3 separate regions of the Homo sapiens genome follow, and all the other regions are linked to region 1. The links are chromatin loops, found by intact Hi-C in ENCODE. Cell type or tissue: PC-3. All regions are shown on one strand.

The links. A loop is a pair of places that touch in the nucleus more often than their neighbours do. Peaks named below come from ENCODE experiments on the same cell type or tissue, not always from the same donor. Only the 100,000 strongest peaks of a DNase experiment are listed, where the experiment ranks them.
Region 2: it touches region 1 in a loop (3-fold over the local background); 1 of 110 quality-filtered maps calls a loop at or near these places.
Region 3: it touches region 1 in a loop (6-fold over the local background); 1 of 110 quality-filtered maps calls a loop at or near these places.

What each region holds. Positions count from the first base shown.
Region 1 is chr10:74,943,999-74,951,998 of GRCh38, forward strand. The region is part of intron 3 of KAT6B (lysine acetyltransferase 6B); the gene reads left to right. Among named protein-coding and RNA genes, the nearest start is that of SNORD172, 74 kb to the right of the region's middle. In PC-3, no CTCF peak of the experiment used is centred here; DNase peaks (open chromatin) are centred at 3,873, 4,373, 5,723 and 6,003; H3K4me3 peaks cover 884 bases; H3K27ac peaks cover 3,032 bases.
Region 2 is chr10:74,871,302-74,879,301 of GRCh38, forward strand. All of the region lies in intron 3 of KAT6B (lysine acetyltransferase 6B), which reads left to right. Among named protein-coding and RNA genes, the nearest start is that of KAT6B, 49 kb to the left of the region's middle. RefSeq lists enhancers at 604-673, 684-813. In PC-3, no CTCF peak of the experiment used is centred here; a DNase peak (open chromatin) is centred at 4,780; H3K4me3 peaks cover 400 bases; H3K27ac peaks cover 1,505 bases.
Region 3 is chr10:74,795,184-74,803,183 of GRCh38, forward strand. No RefSeq gene overlaps it. Among named protein-coding and RNA genes, the nearest start is that of KAT6B, 27 kb to the right of the region's middle. RefSeq lists enhancers at 594-1,180, 1,011-1,130. In PC-3, no CTCF peak of the experiment used is centred here; a DNase peak (open chromatin) is centred at 4,828; H3K4me3 peaks cover 498 bases; H3K27ac peaks cover 1,471 bases.

The sequences.
Region 1 (8,000 bases):
TCAGGAAGCAGCTACGGATAAAGCTCAGGTATGGGATATTTAGTAAGGGATGCCCTTGGTATTAAGGCTTTTGAGAAGGAGGGCAACAAAGCAGCACTGGATGGAGGGAGATGTTGAGCAGTGATGCGGCCCAGGAACAGCCTTGGATGACTTCACAGATTGCTCTGAAGCTGGACTGGACCTTCGGAATTTCCCTGAGTTGGGCCCTGATGGTGCCTTTTTATTTCTGCATCACTCAGTAATGTGGGCCTGTATCACTGGATATGGCCCATGCTAGGAAGGATATATCTTGGCCAGTGTGATTCTCTGCAGCTTGAGGCAATCCCTGGAGGGAGTGATAGCTGAATACTGATTTCCCATAGCATTCTTAGCTGAGACAATAGGTTTTTCACTGAAAGAGGATCTGACAATATATTGCAGTGACCATTGTAATGGGCAAAAGATTCTAACAGAAACTGTACAAAAGAAGATATATGAATGGCCATTAAGCACATGAACAACGTCATTAGTCATCAAGGATATGCAAATTAGGCCGGGCGCGGTGGCTCACGCCTGTAATCCAGCACTTTGGGAGGTCAAGGCGGGTGGATCACGAGGTCAAGAGATCGAGACCATCCTGGCTAAAACGGTGAAACCCCGTCTCTACTAAATATACAAAAAATTAGCCGGGCGTAGTGGCAGGCGCCTGTGTTCCCAGCTACTCGGGAAGCTGAGGCAGGAGAATGGCGTGAGCCCAGGGGGCGGAGCTTGCAGTGAGCCGAGATCGCGCCACTGCACTCCAGCCCGGGCGACAGAGCGAGACTCCGTCTCAAAAAAAAAAAAAAAAAAAAAAAAAGGATATGCATATTAAAATCACAATGAGACACTTCCATACACTCGAATGGCCAAAATTAAAAACACTGATAATACCATACCAAGTGCAACTGGAAGTGTAAAATGGCACAAGCACCTTGGAAAACACTTTGCCTGTTTCTTATAAAATAAACCTACACTTAACCGTATGCCTAGCAGTTCCACTCCTAGGTATTTACCCAAGATAAATGAAAACATGTACACAAAAAAGACTTGCATGAATGTTCATATGAAGTTTATTCATAGAGCCCCAAACTGTAAAGAACTCAGATGTCTGTCAACAGGTAAATGGATAAACAAATTTAGATATATTCATAAAATGAGGCACTGAGTAACATTAAACGGAATAATCTACTCACACATGCAACAACATGGATGAATCTCAAAAATATGTCAAGTGTAAGGTTAAGTCATAAAAGAGTACGGATTGTATGATTTCATATATGAAATTTTATAACAGGCGAAACTAATCTGTCGTGACAGAAAGCAGATGAGTGATTGCCTGGGTCTGAAAAGGGAAGAGAATGCAGGAAGGAACATTTTGGGGTGATGAGAGGGATTTATGTCTTAATTGTTAGGATTATTACATGGATGTATCATTTGCCCAAACTTTTGTTTTTTTCTTTTTTTTGAGACGGAGTCTCACTCTGTCATCCAGGCTGGAGTGCAGTGGTGCATCTTGGCTCACTGCAACCTCCGCCTCCTGGGTTCGGGAGATTCTTCTGCCTCACCTGAGTGAGGGATTACAGCCACCACACCCAGCTAATTTTTGTATTTTTAATAGAGACGGGGTCTCACCATGTTTATCAGGCTGGTCTCCAACTCCTGAGCTCAAGTGATCCGCCCGCCTCAGCCTCCCAAAGTGCTGGGATTACAGGCATGAGCCACTGTGCCCGCCGGCCTGCCCAAACTTTAAAAGGTTGCGTGTTTTTGCAAATAAATTACACCTCAATGTAATTATACTTAAGTAAAGGTGAGTTGTTTTTTAAAGTAAAACTTTTCATAATGGAGATTATTTTCATGAAGGATATTGACTGCACTTTTAATTTTCTTTTCTTATAATGTCTTCATCTGATTTTGGTATCAGAATTATGCTGGCTTCATAAAACCAATTGAGAAATATTTCCTCCTCCTCTATTTTCTGAAATAGATCGTGTAAAATTGGCATTGTGTTCTTAAATCTTTGAAATAATTCACCGCTAAAGTCATCTGGGCCTGGTAGTTCTTCTAGGGAGGTTTTAAATAATGAATCATTTTCTGTAGTAGATTTAGGGTTATTCAGATTTTCTGTTTCTTCTTGGGTTAGTTTTGATAATTTTGTCTATCAGTGAAGTCCATTTCTTATCTCTGTTGTCTAATTTATTGGCATAAAGTTGTTAATAATATTTCCCATTATTTTACCGTCTTAATGGTCTGTAGTTATATCTCTACTTTACTTCCTGATATTGGTGATTTGCATTTTCTTTTTCTTAATCAGTCTAGTTAGGGGTTTCTAATGAAGTTAAACATATACCCATCTAATGACCCAGGTGTTCCACTCCTAGGTATTTAATCAAGAGAAATGAAAGCACATATTCTAAAAAATAATGTTCATAGTGATTTTTAAAATTTTAGCCCTGAACTTAAAACAAATGCTAATCAATTATAGAGAGAACAAATAAAATTTTGTATATTTACAGTAAAATACTACTCAGTGATAAAAATTAATGAAATACTGACAGATACAACAATGTATGTGAATCTCAAAAATATTGTGGAGAGTGGAAGAAGCCCTACATAAAAAAATCATAGTGTCTGAGTCCACTTAAATGAAGTTCCAGAACAGACTTAATCAAATCGTGGTGGTAGAAATCAGATTTGTGATTGCTTAGGAAGGGAAGTGGAAAGGTATGAGCAGGGAACTAGCAGGAGAGAACTTTCTGGGTTATGGAGTGGTCTGTATTTTGATAGGGGTGTGGGTTACCAGTGTATGCATTTATTTAAAGCTCATCAAACTGTACATTTCATTGTATGTAAAATATGGCTCAACTTAGTTGTACAACAACGGGAATGTAGTCAGTGCCACTTAACTGTATGCTTAAAGATGGTTAAAATGGTAAATTTTATGTTATTTATATTTTGCCACAATTGAAAAAAAAACTGTTTGTTTGTTATATTTGGTTTTTTTTGAGACGAGTCTTACTGTGTCGCCCAGGCTGGAGTTCAGTGGCACGATCTTGGCTCACTACAACCTCCACCCCCTGAGTTCAAGCAGTTCTGCCTCAGCCTCCCTAGTAGCTGGGATTACAGCCGTGTGCTACCACGCCCAGCTAATTTTTGTATTTTTAATAGAGATGGGGTTTTGCCATGTTGGCCAGGCTGGTCTCGAACTCAAGTGATCTGCCCGCCTTGGCCTCCCAAAAAAGTACTGGAATTATAGGGATGAGCCACCGCTCCCGGCTGAAAAAACAAAAACAAACAAACTAAAAACAACAACTGTAAATGGGAAGATGTGAAGGTTCTAAATGTGCAAACATTTAAAATGTGTATTTCCCCCCATAACCGTGTGCTGTTCTATTATTATTTATTTACCATTTATATGCTAAAGTAAGAATGTAATTTAGAAACTGATAAGAAAGTACCAAGTATGAGAAATGTTACATTCGTATATTCAACAGATATTAATCAAACATCTACTGTGTGTATAATTCTTTATTATGTATAGTAATTAAGATAAACCAAACAAGGATCTTCCAAGAGCTCACCATGTACTAAGCTATTTAAGATATGCAAAATTTTACCAATGTCACCAAAATAATGGGCTTTTTCTTCCTTCTTCCTACAGTTTACCCTTAGTAGGCTTTCTACTGTTTACCCTTAGTAGGCTTTCTACTGTTTACCCTAGTAAAGATCTAGGAAATTAAGTTTAAAATCTTCACCCTCAGGGGAAGGCCTTGTCATGCCTGGTATTTCTTCTCCTGGCTTTGCTGCAGCTTGTATTAGTATGCAGGGAGGGGCTTTGGTTTTGTGCAGTTCCAACACACCTTACAGTGAAGCTGTGGTGCCAGGGAGCAGAGTCTGTCCAAGATAATGCTCATGTAAGTGCCCAGGGTGGTGCCTGGCCTAAAGCATAAGGAGATTTAGAAACTCTGCCACAAAGGGGGTCTAAGAATGAGTCTTCTGCTACACAGAATTAACTCCAAAAAACAAGGTCAGAGCTCTTGACCTTCAGGTAGTAATTATCCACATAATCCTCTTTTCCTACTGCTTATGAATACTGCAATTGAAAGGGTCAGAGGTAGTCTGAAAGCAGGGAAAACAAAAGAAGTCAGGAGCATGGAAATTCTGCACACCAGATGGTTTGTGTGCCCAGAGGGCAATTGAGAATTAAGTGTAGTAATGGAATTACACTACTTTTATTGGTTCTATGAGGACAAGCACTTGGAGTACCAATTATATTCTGCGTGGCATACTTTGGGTGCTGAGTAAATATTAGTAACTTATTGAATAGCACATAACATCTCAACTGCCATGTAAATCTCTGTGAGTGCAGGGCATTGTCAGAGGTGGTGGTGATAATATTATTGAGAAAGTGACTAGTGTCTGACTTTTCTAGCTTGTTAATAACCACTTACCTATGTCCCATCTCCTCATTCTACTTTCCTGTTTGGATCTAATTACATTCAGTTGAGTTGCCTGTGTCTCCTGAGCAGTTAGAGCAGGTTTCTCTTGGCAGGATTAATAGTAAGAATGTCTACATTCAGTTCACAGTGTGCCTAGGCAGTGTTTTGTAGCACCATATCTAAATTAAAATGAATGCCTTGGGGCAACTGCAGAAGCTCCTAGCTGCCTCTAGCTGATACACAGCTCTACTAAGTATCAGCTCTTGCTTGTGTTTCTTGTAAATTGTTGTTATGCCTATCCTTTAATCTATGCATTACTATTTTGCTTCTAGCCTCACTTGGAAAACATTCCCAAGTCATAGAGATGAATTACAATACAGAATTTCTACCAATGGCAGTACTTGCATTGTTTTCAGAATCTAGTGCCCAGGTTTTCCTACTGTTTTTCTTGCCGTCTTTAAGACAGAATTTCTATTTACATCCTTGTCGATTTTTGTATCCCTAAATAAATTATAGTCTTGAAGTCTGGACCTGCTCCAGTGAAGGTTCCTACAGCACTGAAGTTGGGAATCACTAGAGAGGCACTTTGTTAATTTTCTTTTTAAAAAGGAATGACTAAAGGTTTGTGACACTTGAATGTAAGTTGATTTTAAAATTCCATTTTTCTAAATCCAGAGTAGGGTTTATATTGCTAATATCATGATATGCTTGCCAAAGAGAATAGTTTGTAAATCCTAAACAGACTTCCTGTAACCATGTGTTGAATTTCCAGCTGTGTTGAATCAGACTTTGGTCCCTCTTCAGAAGATAAATCCAATACCTGCAGTTTCTAATGGCAGAAGTGGAGGAGAGAAGTCCCTGTCCAGATAAGAAACTGAAGGCCCTGGGGCAAGCAATTGTTTCATGAATGTCCTTTCCCCAGCCCCGCGCCCCACCCCTAAGAAATTTGTAGGCTTCATCTACCAGGAAAACAAAACAAAACAAAACAAAAAAAACAAGAAAACACACACCACACAAATGAGATGCTATTGTTAAATGCAGTATGTAGGATTAGATTTGTTTCCTTCCAATAGAATCACTTTCCTTAATCAGCACTTTTATAAATGGCACACCTGCCTGATTAGAACAAGTTCTAGACTACAGGATACAGTGTGAGCATTTCAATTAAGTCCACACAATTAAAAACTGTTGTGGTTGATGTTCTTAGAAAGACTTTCCTTCTCTCGTCTTACTCCGTTATGGCTAAGCTTTATTATTTTATACTTCTGAGTCAGCCTTTGATCATGGGACTTTCCCACTGTGTGGTCATTTATATCTTTTTTTGTTTCTAAATGATTTCTTTAAATGAAAAAAGAAGCGATGTATTTTAGGGATATATGTAGGGATGCTTTTGAATATTTTTATTTTATTAGATTTTCCTGCTTCCTTACTGTCACTTAAAATATGGAGAACCCTCATCCTGTGACAAGGAGGTAAAAATACAGCAGTCACATTCAAGATCTCCATACATTAACAATAATAAATCCTTTTGCCCTGAGTAATACAGATACTTAATCCACAGAGCTCGGGGGGATGATATAGTGCTCCCTCACAGAACCAATTACCCACAGAGAAGTATAATGAGCAGGGGAGGTGATACAATAAAAATCTATATAGGGAGAGTAGAATTATGATGACAGTGTTGCCTGTGTAAAGTCTTATAGTAAGTATATCTCCAATTATCTTTTAGAAAAAAATTGTTTGGTGTCTACTTATGTCCAATTCATGATGAAATTGCAAGAATAGCCATGGAATAAAACAAAAGGGTACAGGAGTATAGAGAAAATGGCGATAGACTTGTCGTAAACAGAGTTCTGTTCTACCCCGAAGGATGTGAAGTAGACCCAGGGCTGCTCTGAGGGAGTGCTGGGCATGAACCTCCCTGCAGAGGAATGGCTGTCCTGACCACAGTTACTGTTACTGCAGATGCAGACGGGAACAAAATAACGCTCTGGAAAAAAAATAAGATGATTTAGATCATCACAGGAAATCCCTACTTTTAGAGTTAGTGTGTTTCCGAAGACCATATCTGAAGCAGATTGCTGTGAGGGAAAATCCTGAGTGTGCATGATCTCTATCCTAATTAGGAGCAAACTTGATCTGTTCCGACAGACATCAGTTGCATAAGTGGGTTAAGTGGCAAGAAATAAAGTCTAGTTCTTTATTAGGTAAGTGTCAAATAGAGTTCTGAAGTAGCAAACAAAAAAACCTTAGTAACAACAGGAAGCAGTTTTCAGCCTTTGTTGCAGTGCCATCAGTTGTGAAGTTTGTGGACAATAATTCATTACCAGTAATAAGGCACCAAAATTTGTAAAATATTTTTCTTTTAAAAATAGACCATAACAGGCCAGACATGGTAGCTCATTCCTGTAATTCCAGCACCAGCCGAGGCAGGTGGATCACTTGAGCCCAGGCGTTCGAGATCAGCCTGGGCAACATGGTGAAACCTCATCTCTACCAAAAATAAAAAAAAAATTAGCCAGTCTCAAAAGCTTGTCTCAAAATAAATTGAATAGATTGAAATGAAAATTAAATTTAAAAAGACTAAACCGATACATAGTCTTGTTATAATTTTGTTACCATTGCAGTGTATTCATTTTACTTGGCTTCCTTCTTTTTCTTTTTTTTTTTTTAATTTTTAATTTTTGTTTCTTTTGAGACAGAATCTTGCTCTGTTGCCCAGGCTGGAGTGCAGTGGCATGATCTTGGCTTGCTGCAACCTCCCTCTCCCGGGTTCAAGTGATTCTACTGCCTCAGCCTCCAGAGTAGCTGGGACTACAGGTGCGCACCACCATGCCCAGCTCATTTTTGTATTTTTTAAGTAGAGACGGGGTTTCACCATGTTGGCCAGGCTGGTCTAGAACTCTTGGCCTCAAATGATCTGCCTGCCTTGTCCTCCCAAAGTGCTGGGATTATAGGTGTGAGCCACCACGCCCAGCGACCCTTTTTTTTTTTCTTTTAATAACCTTGTATTCTTTGTAGAGATGGAAAGAAATAGCGGGACTGGGGAGGGGGAGTGCCACCACAACTAGGTGCTGGCAACTGGTCATGCTCCAAATCTGTCTTATATAGTGACTATTACAACCTATAGTGACTATTACTAAGCAAGCCCTAATAGTGAATACTGGGCAGATAATTTTCCTCCCAACTGATTTTAAAATTTTGGTCCCGTCTTGTCAGTTTATGCCCAGGGAAGTATATAGCAAACATAAATGTCGTTTATTATGTGTGTCAGAGTAAAAAAGGTTTCAGATTAGACAATGGTGGAACCCACCTTGCCATTGATGGTTTCTTTACATGTCGTGTTTGTGGTCATTGAGGATATACATGAAAATAAAAGACAGTTGACAATATTTTGGGACCTGTGAATTGGAGAAACCAGTTCCCAACTTCAGAGCAGTTTATTCATTTGTTTATTCATTTATTCAATAGATACACTTTTGAAGCTGGGGCTACAGCAATGAACAGTCTCTGCCATCATGATGGAACTTATGGTTTAGTAAGGGA
Region 2 (8,000 bases), 73 kb before region 1:
CCTGCCTCAACCTCCCAAGTAACTGGGATTACAGGCACACACCGTCATACCCGGCTGATTTTTGTATTTTTAGTAGAGATGGGGTTTCACCATGTTGGCCAGACTGGTCTCGAACTCCTGACCTCAAGTGATCCACCTGCCTTGGCTTCCCAAAGTGTTGGGATTACAGGCGTGAGCCACCATGCCTAGCCCTCATATGGTTTATGAGTACTTAAGACATGTTTGATTCAATTTAAAAAATAATTACAAGCTGGGCATGGTGGCTAATGCCTATAATCCCAGCACTTAGGGAGGCTAAGACAGGAGGATTGCTTGAGCCCAGGAGTTTGAAAGCAGCCTGAGCAATATAGAGATACTCTGTCTCTACAAGAAATTTAAGAATAGGCTGCAACACTCACTCTAAGGGGAGCATTGTGAGGTATACCAAGATGAGTAAGAACAATATGGTTTAGCATGCCAGAACAAGGAAGTTTCAGGTGCTAGAAACACAGACATCCTCAGCTCAAACAGGAACGCCCAGAACAGTATACAAGAAAGCCTGGAGCTGGAGTCAGAAGACTGGCTCCCATGTGTGGTGTCCTAACTCTCTCTAGACCTCAATTTCCTCATATGTTTAATAAGGATAACAACCTACTCTTCAGCCCACCTGAGAGGACAGGATGCTTCAAGAAAGACAGTGAGCAGCAGGTCCTTTAAAAATCAAAGGAAAACAGGCTCCTGGATAGGTGTGAGATAGAAGTGAATTATGGCACATACGAGAGCAACAATAAATTATCCTTTACTAACAGTAACCTAAGGGAAATGCCCGGCATTGTGTCTGGCACAGACTAGATACTCAGTAGTTCCCTTCTCACACTTGCTCAGCCCTGTTTGAACCCAGACAGAGAGCAGCTCAAAATATGCAAGTATTACATACTCACAGAACCTGGAGACAAGAGAAGCGGCTTCTAGGCACATGGGCTCCCATCCTTGCAGCAGCTGGTATAGAGGTTGCATGACAACTTGTGAGGATTCTGCAGTAGCGTGGGCTCAGCTACATGACCTAAATAAAGGTCTCTTTCAACCCTGAGATTCTGTAAGTTTCTTTTTCTTTAGACAGAGTCTCACTCTGTCACCCAGGCTGGAGTGCAGTGACACGATCTCGGCTCAGCGCAACCTCTGCCTCCAAGGCTCAAGTGATCCTTCCACCTCAGCCTCCCGAGTAGGTGGGACTACAGTTGTGTACCACCATGGCTGGCAAAGTTTTAAAGTTTTTTTGTAGTGACAGGGTCTCACTATGTTACCCAGGCTGATTTTGAACTCCTAAGCTCAAGCGATCCTCCCACCTCAGGCTCCTGAGTAGCTGGGACTACAGTCTTGTGCCACCACTCCTGGCTAATTAATTTTTTTTTTTTTTGTAGAGAGGGGGTTCTGCTATGTTGCCCAGGCTGGGTGAACTCCTGGGTTCAAGTGATCCTCCCACTTTGGTCTTCCAAAGTGTTGGGGTTACAGGCATGAGCCACTGTACCTGTCTTAGTTTATGTTTTAAAGTCATCGAGAGACATGAAAACTAAATGGTCCTAGGTTGGAGGAAGAAAACTTACTGTAAAGGACAGTATTGGGGAAAACTGGCAAATTTGGAATATGTACTGACTGTTAGATGATACTCTTATATCAATGTTAAGTGTCCTAAGTCTGATAATACATTATGGAAATGAAGAGAATGACCTTGTTCTTAAGCGGGGTGAATGATCATGGTCTTTACAACTTATTCTCAAATGATTCACAAAAGAGAGATAAAGCAAAAGTGGCCAGTTTTAAAGGGCATATGGGTGTTTATTGAATTATTCCTGCAACTTTTCTATAGGTTTGAAATTTTTTCAAAATAAAACTTTTTTGCCCAGGCATGGTGGCTCACGGCTATAATTTCAGTGCTTTGGGAGGCTGAGGTGGAAGTATCGCTTGAGGCCAGGAATTGGAGACCAGCCTGGGCAACATAGAGAGATCCCATCTCTACAAAAAATGAAAAAAAAAAAAAGCCAGATGTGATGGCATGTGCCTGTGGTTCCAGCTGCTCAGGAGGCTGAGGCAGGAGGATCGCTTGAGCCCAGGAATACAAGGCTGCAGTGAGCTATGATCATGCCACTGCACTTTAGTCTGAGCAGCAGCAAAATAAATAAATAAATAAATAAATAAATAAAATAAAACTTTTTAAAGGTCACCGAGGCTGCTGTGTGGCCAGGGGAGCTATAGAGGAGCAAGGGTAGAGGAGGGCAAGCCTGGGAGGAGGCCTTTGTGAGGATGGAGGCATAGACTGGGGTTTTGACAGTGGGGATGGAGAGATGAGGACAGATCTGAAATATGTTTTGAAGAACATATTTAACAGAACTTGCTCATGGATTGGAAGAGATTTTAGGGGAGAGAGAGGGAGGTAGATGTTCCCCACTTGGTGCACCCTGATGGTTGCAGACTGAATTCCAATAGAATCTTCTCCCCAAGGTCTTTTTATTCCCTCTCTCTTTTCCTCAATTCAGCCACTCTATGAGTAGTTAATACAGGTATTTATTTCACAGATGAGGTGAGACTCAGGGAGATGAAATGACTCATTTAGAGTTATCAGGTGCAGACAGAAATTTTACTCTACCCAGAAAACCAAAATATAGGCATGAAATCAGTGTTCTTCAAACTGAATTGTCTCTCATTAATTGATTGTGAAATCAACATAATGAGTTCCTATCAGCATTAAAGAAAAAAAAAAGAGAAACAGAATAAAAATATAGCATGCCTTGTGTAAAAGGGTAAGTAATGTTTCATGAAACTTCTATTTTAGTTTAATATTCACATATGTGTATAGTAGGTCATGATGTGAACGTATTTCTTACTTGAAGTTATGAAAAATTGGAAAGGCACATACAGGATCATTGTAGAAGGAACTTATGTTATCACAGAGGTCCTGTAGTCCCCATGGGAATAAGAAAGCAAAAGACAAATTCACTTGGGTGGTTACTGTAGGTTGTCATATGTTGTTTATTTCTTCAGTGACTGATAGGCTGTAAGTCTGTCAGTTTCTTAGTTGTTTTCTTAGTTGATTTTTCTTTTCTTTTCTTTTCTTTTTCCGAGACAGAGTCTTGCTCTGTCGCTCAGGCTGGAGTGCAGTGGCGCAATCTCGGCACACTGCAACCTCTGCCTCCTAGTTCAAGGGATTCTCCTGCCTCAGTCTCCCGAGTAGCCAGGATTACAGCCATGCGCCACCACACCCAGCTAATTTTTTGTAGTTTTAGTAGAGACAGGGTTTCTACCATGTTGGCCAGGCTGGTCTCAAACTCCTGACCTCAAGTGATCCACCTGCCTCGGCCTCCCAAAGTGCTGGGATTATAAGCGTGAGCCACCATGCCCAGCCTTTCTTAGTTGATTTCATAGTCATCCTGTACTTCCAGTCTTGCCATTAGCAAATATTGAGTACTTGCTGTGTGCAGGGTTAGAAGTTACTTCTTTGTGTGAGATCTATGTTTTGTGTGTGGGTGGTGTGTGTGGGGTGTGTGTGTGTGTGTATGTGTGTGTGTGTTTGTGTGTTTAAAAGTAGACTTTTTTTTGAAGAGCAATTTTAGATTTACAGCAAAATTGAGTGGAAGGGGCAGAGATTTCTCATGTACTCCCTACCCCTACACATGCACAATTTTCCCCATTATCAACCTCCCCCACCAGAATGGTTGTTACATCTGATGACACATTGTAATTGCACAGCCTTATCACCCAAAGCCCATAGTTTACATTAGGGTTTACTCCTGGTGTTGTATATTCTATGGGTGTGAGATACATGTTTAAAAATATTTTGTATTAGATAAATTGGGGATAATAGTCATTTCAAGAACAAAATGTTGGATAAATTAAATTAGCTAATAAACACAGAGTGCTTTAAACATTCCTAGTGCAAAATAAGATCTTGTTGTTTGTGGTGGTGGTGGCTATTCAGGCTTAAGGTCTAGATTCCACTTAGTATGTAAGTAAATAATAGCAATCCTGGCTGTCATCTGTATGTGTAATGTAGTAATCAGTTTTGTTTAGCTAGTTCTTATGTGTAGCACATTAAAGCAATCTTGAATAGTGAGGGGACCTCATTACTAGATTACCATTAAATGGTAATGTTAAGTGACCCTGAAACCAAAGTAATGGAAAATTGTCTTCCTTTTTTTCTTTTTTTTTTTTTTTCCCTTGAGATGGAGTCTTGCACTGTCACCCAGGCTGGAGTGCAGTGGCTCATGGCAACCTCCACTTCTTGGGTTCACGAGATTCTCCTGCCTCAGCCACCCAAGTAGCTGGGATTACAGATGTACGCCACCACACCCGGCTAATTTTTGTATTTTTAGTAGAGATGAGGTTTCACCATGCCGGCCAGGCTGATCTCGAACTCCTGAGCTCAAGTGACCTGCCCACCTCAGCCTCCCAGAGTGCTGGGATTACAGGCATGAGCCACTGTGCCCAGCCTGTCTTCCTTTTTCTCAAACATTTAATTTGCTGTTTCTTGATCACATATCATCCTTCTTTCCTTTCAAGGTCAGGGGAGATAATTTTTTACTGTATGTACTGCTGCATCTTCACACAAATTATCATCTGAAAAGCCTTCTCAGATTTGACAAATGAAGTCTCTTTTCATTCCCAGGAGGAACTTGTTAAACCAATGAAGTTCAAAATTCTAATTCCTGTTCCTTTCTAGTGTGCACCACTTTATTCATCTTGAATAAACATACAACCTCAAGCATCCTACAAGGCAAATAGATTCCTTTTTAATTAGTGGCTCTATACACAGAGTTTTATCATCATGAAATTTATAAACCAGGAAGGGAACAAATATTTACACTTGCAACTTCATGTCAACATTGCCTACTATTTGAAGAGCTCTGAAATTGTAAATGTATCACCCCCTCCTTCTTCCCCCACTCCCCACCCCTGCCGGCTTTTAAACTATGGCAGTAGAAAAATAGGTTTCAACTTTCTAGGAGCACATCTCTCCTATGTGGGGAATGTGGCAGATTCTTTATATAAGTGCTCTTTCTTTGTGACTGGCATTACTTTTTTTTCTCACAAAGATTTGTTTCAGAAGCTAATCTTCATTTTTTTGGTTGTTGCTTTTTGTAGTACTATTTCTAAGGCATCTCCAAGTAGAAAGGCAAAATTTTATTTTGAGAAGTTACTGCTTTCATAGTTACACAGAATTATTTCTCAATTTAAGTAGGCCTTTTATTCCAGGACAAAATTAAGCCAGTCAGAAGGTTTCTGGGAGAAAAATAATGAAGAGCTGAGGTTTTGTATGTTAATGTGGGCAGTCTAATGCTTGATAAAAGAAAACTTTTGGCTGGGTGTGGTGGCTCATGCCTGTAATCCCAGCACTTTGGGAGGCCGAGGTGGTCGGATCACCTGAGGTCAGGAGTTTGACACCAGCCTGGCCAACATGGTGAAACTCCATCTCTACTAAAAATACAAAATTAGCTGGGCATGGTGGCGCATGCGTGTAGTCTCAGCTACTCGGGAGGCTGAGGCAGGAGAATCGCTTGAACCTGGGAGACTGAGGCTGCAGTGAGCTCAGATCGCACCATTGCACTCCAGCCTGAGTGACAGAGTGAGACTCCATCTCAAAAATAAAATAAATAAAATAAAGAAAACTTTTTTTTTGTTTGTTTGGCCCTTGTCAGGGACAGATTCCGTCTCAGAAAAGTCTCGCTCTGTTGCTCAGGCTGGAGCGCAATGGTGCAATCTCGGCTCACTGCAACCTCTACCTGCCGGTTCAAGCGATTCTCCTGCCTCAGCCTTCCCAGTAGCTGGGATTACAGGCATGCGCCACCACGCCTGGCTAATTTTTGTATTTTTAGTGGAGACAGGGTTTCACCATGTTGGCCAGGCTGGTGTCAAACTCCTGACCTCAGATAATCTGCCCACCTCCGTCTCCCAAAGTGCTGGGATTACAGGCATGAGCCACCACACCCAGCCAAGAAAACTTTTAAAGATGTGTAAATATGCAGTGATTTAAAAATCTCAGTTGAAGCTTGTTAAAATGTATCAAAATAATTTAGGAAAAGGGGGGCTGATTTTGCCAAAATTTGGGAGATGCATACTTTTTTTCAAGGCTTTACTGCAGTTTTAAAAAATATTTTATTGTTTTGTAGGCAGCTTCTGAACCAGAGTAGGCTCAGAGACTCCCTTTATTGCAGTTTTGATGCTGCAGAAAGTGACTGCTTAATTTCAGCTGTTGAGGATGTTGGTTATACTATGCCTGGATCAAAAAAATGATTTTACATTGCTTAGTTTGTTAAAATATGTTTAATAGGTTAATCTTTTTTTCAAAGCATCAAAAATAATTAAGATGAAATATCAGATAAACCCTATGTCTAGAATGAATAATTTAGTTCTAAACATCCTGGATGCTAAGGAGAAAAGAACAAGATGTTGGTTTATAAAATTCTTATTGTCAAATAAAGAAGCATAGAAGTTTGAAGAAAGATAATTTTTTTGTTTTTATTTTTTCTCTCTGAATTTAGGAGTAATTTATGTTTGGGTTCTAATCCTATGTTATCATCAAAGAGTAATAACATTGGCAATCTTCCCTCCCATTCTGCTTCATCCTCCCCACTAAAGGGAAATACCAGATTGTAAAAGAAAAAAAAAAAGCATGCTGGTTGTATAAAAAGAAACATTTTAAACAAATAAGAAATATATATATTGAAATGCAGTCTCCCTGAATGATGCTAAACCCCTGTCCAAGTAGGCATTTCTCAGCCCACAGAAAGGGATGGCATTAAATCACAGCTCAATGGAGACATTTTTATGAGGAGCTGTGATGGTTTGTGTTTAGCAAACATGTATTGGGCATCTCAGATTTGCCTGTTAGGGATGCAACAGTGAGTGAGATACTATTTGTTCCCTTAAGAAACTCAAAGAGGAAAGGGGTTGACTTGTTCAGTCAGTGACTTATGAAATATTTCATACTCATTCATTTACAGAGTACTTTTTGTAGGTATAGTACAGCGTGGTCAGCCAGGGAGACTATAGTGGGTGCATTAGTAACTAACCATACAACTAATGCTAATGTTGCGGGCTGACTGGGTTTGGGGTGAACAAATGACCCCTAAAGCTCAGGAGTTCTAGACCAGCCTGGGCAACACAGTGAAACCCTGTCTCTACTAAAATACAAAAAATTAGCCGGGTATGGTAGCATGTGCCTGTAATCCCAGCTACTCGGGAGGCTGAGGCAGGAGAATCACTTGAACCCGGGAGGTGGAGGTTGCAGTGAGCCAAGATGGTGCCGCTGCACTCCAGTCTGGGTGACAGAGCAAGACTCCATCTCAAAAAAAAAAAAAAAAAAAAGACATTTGTTTTGGCTGGGGAAGGCTTTGCAGAGGGAGGTAACTTCTAGATTGAGATTTGAAGTCAGAGTCCATCCAGAAAGTAGGGAAGACATTTTATGTAGAGAAGTAACAAGCTACAGGGATCAGAGGTATGAACCAGGGTGCATGTTTGGGTTATGGTGAGTGGTGTCTGGCCAAACTGTGTGGCTCAGGGTCTTTCTGCTTCACCATCTTTAGCATAGAAGCCTTCCTTGTGCTCACTTGCTCATCTCATTCTCACAAAATAGCTGCTTCATATCTAGGCACCATCTCTCTATTCCCACAGGGGAAAGAGGGAAAGTGCCAAGGGTAACAGCGGAAACGTCTTCCTTTTTATTCAGGAAATGAGGGACTCCCCAAGGCTTCTGCTTATATTTCATTGGCTTGAGCTGAGCCGTACAACCATCACTAGTGGCAGGTAGTCTGGGATGTCAAGAAAGTAGCTTCCCAGTCTCTTTGGTTAGAAGGCAAAGGAGAAGATGGTGGGAATCGGTTTGCATCAGTCACTCTACACATTATCTGCTTTGTTAGGGCAGCATTATCTTAGTATTGTTACCAAGTTCAGGGTCTTTTCTGGGGTGATCAAGCATCCTGGGTCGCCTGGGACCAAGTGGTTTTCTGGGTTGTAGGACTTTGAGTGCT
Region 3 (8,000 bases), 150 kb before region 1:
ATTATATATAATGCTGCAGTGGACACTTTTGTATTTGTCCTTTAGGGCACTTGCGGGAGAATTTTCCTAAGAAGGAAATCTTTGGATCGGAGGGCATTTGCCTTTTTAATATTATTTGTAATAACTATTATTACTAATTATTAGTAATATTATCAGTAATAACTAATAATTGCCAAACTGCTCTAGAAAGAGGATGTCCCACTTTACACTGGCACCAGCATTTATAGAAGTTTCATTTGCCGCCCAGTCTCACCAGCCCTTTTTTTTTTTTTGAGACAAGGTCTCGCTCTGTCGCCCAGGCTGGAGTGCACTGGCGTGATCTCGGCTCACTGCAACCTCCTACCTCCCAGGTTCAAGCAATTCTCCTGTCTCAGCCTCCCAAGTAGCTGGAATTACAGGCTCACACCATCATGCCCGGCTAATTTTTGTATTTTTAGTAGAGACGGGGTTTCGCCACGTTGGCCAGGCTGGTATCGAACTCATGACCTCAAGTGATTCGAATCCCAGCACTTTGGGAGGCCAAGGTGGGCAGATCACTTGAGGTCAGGAGTTTGAGACCAGCCTAACCAACATGGTGAAACCCCATCTCTACTAAAAATACAAAAAAAAAATTAGCCGGGTGTTGTGGCAGGCACCTGTAATCCCAACTGCTCGGTAGGCTGAGGCAGGAGAATCGCTTGAGCCAGGAGGTGGAGGTTGCAGTGAGTGGAGATCGCGCCGCTGCACTTCAGCTTAGGCGATAAAGAGAGGCTCCTTCTCAATAAGAAACAAACAAAAATAAAAACAAAGTGCTGGGATTACAGGCTTGAGCCACCACCACATGTCTGCCCCTCACCCGCCCTTGAAATAGCTCTTTGTGGTTTTAATTTGCATTTCCCCATCCCTGGTGAAGTTCAGCACCTTTTTCATGTTTATTTGTGGTTTGGTCTTTTCTTCTCTGATTGCCTCTTGATGTTCTTTATCCTTATTCTATGGAGCTATTTCTCCACCACCCCCCTTTTTTTTGAGACAGAGTCCCCTTCTGTCTCGCAGGCTAGAGTGCAGTAGTGTGATCTCTGATCACTGCAACCTCCGCCTCCCAGGTTCAAGCAGTTCTAATGTCTCATCCTCCTTAGTTGGGATTACAAGCCTGCGCTACCACGCCTGACTAAGCCTGGATAATTTTTTGTATTTTTAGTAGAGACAGGGTTTTGCCATGTTGTCCAAGCTGGTCTTGAACTATTTCTCACTTAAAAAAAATTTTTTTTTTTTTGTTTTGAGATGGGCGCTCTGTTGCCCAGGCTGGAGTGCAGTGGCACGATCTCAGCTCACTGCAACCTCCCCTTCCCTGGTTCAAGAAACGATCCTCCCACCTCAACCTCTTGAGTAGCTGGGATTACAAGTGTGCACCATCACGCCTGACTAATTTTTGTATTTTTAGTAGAGACGGATTTCACCAAGTTGGCCAGGCTAGTCTTGAACTCCTGGCCTCAAGTGATCCTCAGCCTCCCAAAGTGCTGGGATTACAGGCATGAGCCACCTCACCCAGCCTAAAAGTTGATTTTTAGATATTCTGTATATATTCTAGATACTGATATTTTGTTAATTATACACAATCCATTGCTGATTATATGTAACACAAACATCTTCTCCCCTTCTCTGTCTTGTCTTTTTTCTTTTCTTTTTTTTTTTTTTTTTTTTTTTTTTTTTTTGAGATGGAGTCTCGCCCTGTCGCCCAGGCTTGAGTGCAATGGCACCATCTCGGCTTACTGCAACCTGTGCCTCCCGGGTTCAAGCAATTCTGTCTCAGCCTCCTGAGTAGCTGGGATTACAGACATGCATCACCACGCCTGGCTAATTTTTGTATTTTTAGCAGAGATAGGGTTTCACCATGTTGGCCAGGCTGGTCTTGAACTCCTGGCCTCAAGTGATCCACCCGTCTTGGCCTCCCAAAGCGCTGGGATTGCAAGCTTGAGCCACTGCGCCCGGCCGTCTTCATTTTTTAAAACTGACATCTTTTGTTGCACAGAACCCTTTCATTTTTTTATGCAGTTGAATATTTGAATCTTTTTCTTTCAAGGCTTGTGATTTTTGTGTTTTGTTTAAGAAATGTTCCTCTACACCAAGGTCATAACATTTTCTCATATTCATTCCTCCTTTAAATTTGTTAATACGATCAATCTGGATTATGTCGAGAGGGAAGGGGAAGTCTGATCTGTCCCTTTAGAGGTGACTTTGCATATCTCACCAGGATTCTTTGGTGTTGACTTCATGGCTTAACTCTGTAGATAGTCCTGTTCTCCTTATTTACAGGTTGCAAGGAAAGCTTTATTGAAATGTCCAAATCTTAGGCAGATTTTTATTTAATGGACCTGTGGCAGGGCCCAAGAACCTGCATTTTTATTTGCAACCCAGGTGATTTTGATGAAAGAGGTTTCCTTTTAAATTATTGATAGTGCTGAAGCCATCTTCTCAGGTGTCCAGCAACTTGGAAATGAACCTACTCTTTGTTGGCTGGTGATTGAGCCTTGCTCTGCCTTGGTTCCTCTTTGGTAAAAGTGGATGGCCAAAGTCCCTCCTGGGAGATGGGGAGTCCCATGATGAGTGGGATGACTCTCACATATAAAAGTTTAGCCCGCCTTGCATTTGTCAGACACTCAGTAAACAGTGGACCTTCCTTAACTCCTGAGGTCCCAAGCTCAGGGTTGAGCCTGCCCTGCCTCCCTTCTAGACCATCTCCCACCATGCACCCAACTTGGGCAAGTCCCATAACCCCTCACAGCCTCAATGCCATCATCTGTAAATTCATTAATTTGCTGGCTGGGCACAGTGGCTCACATCTATAAACCTAGCACTTTGGGAGTCTGAGGCTGGAGGATTGCTTGAGCCCAAGGGTTTGAGACCAGCCTGGGCAACATAGTGAGACGCTATCTCTACAAAAAACTTTTAAAAATTAGCAAAGTGTGGTGATACACATCTGTAGTCCCAGCTACCGCAGAGGGTGAAGTGGGAGGATCACTTGAACCCAGGAGGTCAAGACTGCAATAAGCCATGACTGCGCCACTGCAGTCCAGCCTGGGTGACAGAGTGAGACCCTTTCTCAAAACAAACAAACGAACAAACAATAGTCTTTGCGTTACAAGGTTGTTGTAAGGATTGGAGTGGCATATAAACACCCAGGACAGTGCCAGAATGCAGTATCACTACAAGAGACTGTGGAAGCTGAGCAGTTGTGTTTTTAATCCTGGAGAATCTGAAAGATTCCTGGAGCATCTCCCATGTTGCTTCCCAATGCCTAGAACAATATCGGACATTCTGTAAAGATTTGGTAAATTCATGTTCTTTCCATTGCAGGACACAATTCTCACATTCCATCAGTGTCTCCAAAGAACCTACAAAACTGGAAAAATATATTCGATCATTTTATTTAACAGGTGTTTATATAGGGCTTGCAGTACATCAGGCCCTGCTGTAAGTGCTTTATAATAATTAACTCATTTAATCTTCATAACAACTCTATGAGGGAGATACTATTATTATTATCATTTTGCAGATGAGGAACTGAGATGAGGAGCAGCCCTGGACTGAGTGAATTGAACCCTCTGGGTGTGTTACATTCAGGATGGTGGAACAAGACCCCTGGGAAGAAGGTAATTCAAACCCTGGTTCTTCTGGATGCTTTCTGTTTCAGATGAGGGAAGCCTTTGGAATTGAAAATCAATTCAAACTGAGCAATATTAGTTGTAATTTTTGTATTTTAAAACCATCCTACCACGGCATCCCCATTTGGATGGTTACTATCAAAAAATAAAAACAGGGCTGGGCGTGGTGGCTCATGACTGTAATCCCAGCACTTTGGGAGGCCGAGGCAGGCGGATCACAAGGCCAGTAGTTCGAGACCAGCCTGGCCAATATGGTGAAACCCCATCTCTATTAAAAACACAAAAATTAGCCGGGTGTGGTGGCGGGTGCCTATAGTCCCAGCTACACAGGAGGCTGAGGCAGGAAAATCACTTGAACCTGGGAGGCGGAGGTTGCAGTGAACCGAGATTACGCCACTGCACTCCAGCCTGGGTGACAGAGAGAGAGAGACTCTGTCTCAAAAAATAAATAAATAAATAAATAAATAAAAATAAAAATAGGCCGGGCGCAGTGGCTCATGCCTGTAATCCCAGCACTTTGGGAGGCCGAGGCAGGTGGATCATGAGGTCAGGAATTCAAGACCAGCCTGGCCAAGATGGTGAAACCCCATCTCTACTAAAAATACAAAAATTAGCCAGGCGTGGTGGCAGGCGCCTGTAATCCCAGCTACTCGGGAGGCTGAGGCAGGAGAATCGCTTGAACCCGGGGGGCGGAGGTTGCAGTGAGCCGAGATCGTGACACTGCACTTCAGCTTGGGCAACAGAGTGAGACTCTATCTCAAATAATAATAATAATAATAATAATAAAAACAAAACAGAAAATAACAAGTGTTGGCAAGGATGTGAAGAAACTGAAAACTTGTGCACTGCTGGTGGGAATATAAAATGGTATAGCCTCTTGGAAGACAGTATGGCAGTTCCTCAAAAAATTAAAAATAGAATTAGCACATGACCCAGCAATTCTACTTCTGTGTATATACCCAAAAACACTTGAAAGCAGGGATTGGAGGATATACTTGTATTCCTATGTGTACAGCAGCATTATTCATAATAGTCAAAAGTGGAAACAACCCAAGTGTCCATTGGTGGATGAATAGATAAAGAAAACATGGTATATTCACACAATGGAAATGACTCATCCTTAAAAGGAAGGAAATTCTGACACACGGTATAACATAGATGAATGTTGAGGACGCTGTGCCAAGTGAAATAAGCCAGTCACAAAGATAAACACTGTACGATTCCACTTACGTGAGGCACCTAGAGTAGTCAAATTCATAGAGACAGAAAGTAGAATACTGGCTGCCAGAAACAGTGGGCAGGGCTGGAGGGGGAGTTCTTGTTTAATTGGTATAGAGTTTCTGTCTTGCAAGATGAAAAGAGTTCTATGGATGGATGGCAGTAACAGTAGCACGATGTGAATGTACTTAATGCCGCAGAACTGTACTCTTAAAAATGGTTAAGGGCCAGGCATGGTGGCATAAACCTGTCATCCTGGCACTTTGGGAGGCCAAATTGGGAGTATGCCAGTTAGAATGGCTATTATTATTTTTATTTTTTTTTGAGGCACAGTCTTGTTCTGTCACCCAGTCTGGAGATCAGTGGTGCAATCTTGGCTCACTGCAACCCCCGCCTCCCATGTTCAAGCAATTCTCCTGCCTCAGTCCCTCGAGTATGGGACTACAGGCGTGCGCCACCATGCCCAGCTAATTTTTGTAATTTCAGTAGAGACAGGGTTTCACCATGTTGGCTAGGCTGGTCTTGAGTTCCTGACCTCAGCTGATCTGCCCGCCTTGGCCTCCCAAAGTGCTGGGATTACAGGCGTGACCCACCATACCTGGCCAGAATGGCTATTATTAAAAAGACAAAAAACAACAGATGTTGGTGAGGATGCAGGGTAAAGGGAATACTTCCACACTGTTGGTAAGAATGTAAATTAGCATAGACACTATGAAAAACAGTATGGCTGGGCATGATGGCTCACACCTGTAATCCCAGCACTTTGGGAGGATGAGATGGGTGGATTGCTTGAGGCCAGGAGTTCGAAACCAGCCTGGCCAACAAGGTGAAACCCCATCTCTACTAAAAATACAAAAAATTAGTCGGGCTGCTGGGTGTGATGGCTCATGCCTGTAATCCCAGCACTTTGGGAGGCCGAGGTGGGTGGATCACCTGAGGTCAAGAGTTTGAGACCAGCCTGACCAACATGGAGAAACCCCGTCTCTACTAAAAATACAAAATGAGCCGGGTATGGTGGCGTATGCCTGTAATCCCAGCTATTCGGGAGGCTGAGGCAGGAGAATCGCTTGAACCCGGGAGGCAGAGGTTGCGGTGAGCCGAGATCACGCCATTGCACTCCGGCCTGGGCAACAAGAGCGAAACTCCATCTAAAAAAAAAAAAATTAGCTGGGCATGGTGGTGTGTGCCTGTAATCCCAGCTACTCAGGAGGCTGAGGCAGGAGAATTGCTTGAACCCGGGAGGGAGAGGTTGCAGTGAGCCGAGATCACACCACTGTACTCCAGCCTGAGCAACAAGAGCAAAACTCCATCTCAAAAAAAAAAGAAAAAAAGAAAAATAGTATGGAGATTTCCTGAAAAACTAAAAATATTAATAGAACTACCATACAATCCAGTAATTCTACTACTTGTTATTTATCCAAAGGAAAAGAAATCAGTACATCAAAGGGATATCTGCACCCCCATGTTTGTTGTAGCAATATTCACAATAGCAAAGATATGGAATCAACCTAAGTGTCCATCAATGGACTAATAGATAAAGAAAATATGACATATATACACAACGGAATAGTATTCAGCCATAAAAAGGAATGAATGAAATCACATCATTTGCAGCAACATGGGTGGAACTGGAGGTCATTATGTTAAGTGAAATAGGTCAGGCACAGAAAGACAAATATCACATGTTTTCACTCATATGTGGGAGCTAAAAAAAAGTTAACATCATGGAGGCAGAGAGTAGAATAATAGATACTAGAGGCTGCAAAGGATGTGTGGGTGCGAGGAAGGGATGAAGAAAGATTGGTCAATGGGTACAAACATACAGTTGGTTAGAAGGTGTAAGTTCTAGTATTTGACAGTAAAGTGAGATGACTAGTTAGCAACAATGTATTATATATTTCAAAATGGCTAGAAGCAAGGACTTGAAATGCTCCCAACATATAGAAACGATAAATACTCAAGTTGATGGACACCCCTAATACCCTGACTTGATTTTTACCCATTCCATGCATGTGACAAAATATCACATGTACCCCATAACTGTGTAAAATATGAGGTATCAATAAATATTATTATTATTATTTTAGAGACAAGGTCTTGCTCTGTCACCCTGGCTGGAGTGCAGTGGCATGATCTTGGCTCACTGAAGCCTCAAACTTCTGAACTCAAGTGATCCTCCCACCTCAGCTTCCTGAGTAGCTGGGATTACCAGCATGCACCACCATGCCTGACTAATTAAAAAAAAATTTTTTTTTGTAAAGAAGCGGTCTCACCATGTTACCCAGGCTGGTTTCAAATGATCCTGGTCTCAAGTGATCCTCCTCCCTTTGCCTCCCAAAGTGCTGAGATTACAGATGTGAGCCACCATGTCAAACAATTTTTTTTTTTTTTGAGACAGGGTGGAGTGCAGTTGTGTGATCATAGCTCATTGCAGCCTCCAACTCCTGGGCTCAAGCAATCCTCCTGCCTCCACCTCCTAAGTAGCTGAAACTACAGGTGCATGCCATCACACTTGACTAATTTTTACATTGTTTGTAACAACGAGGTCTTGCCATGTTGCGCAGGCTTGTCTCAAATTCCTGGCCTCAAGTGATCCAACTGCCTTGGCCTTCTTAAGTGTTGGGATTACAGGTGTGAGCCACCATGTCCAGCCCCTTTTGCTGCTTTTTTTTTTTTTCTTGAGACAGAGTTTCGCTCTTGTTGCGCAGGCAGGAGTGCAATGGCGCAATCTTGGCTCACCCCAACCTCTGCCTCCCAGGTTCAAGCGATTCTCCTGCCTCAGCCACCCAAGTAGCTGGGATCACAGGCATGCACCATTATGCCGTCTAATTTTGTATTTTTAGTAGAGATGAAGTTTCTCCATGTTGGTCAGGCTGGTCTCGAACTCCCGACCTCAGGTGATCCGCCCGCCTCAGCATCCTAAAGTGCTGAGATTACAGGTGTGAGCCACTGGACCTGGCCTCCTTTTTCTGATTTTTAAGTAATGTTTCTTTTTTTTTTTTTTTTTAAACGGAGTCTCACTCTGTCACTCAGGCTGGAGTGCAGTGGCGTGATCTCGGCTCACTGCAACCTCCGCCTCCGGGTTCAAGCAATTCTCCTGCCTCAGCCTCTCCAGTAGCTGGGTTTACAGGCATGCACCAC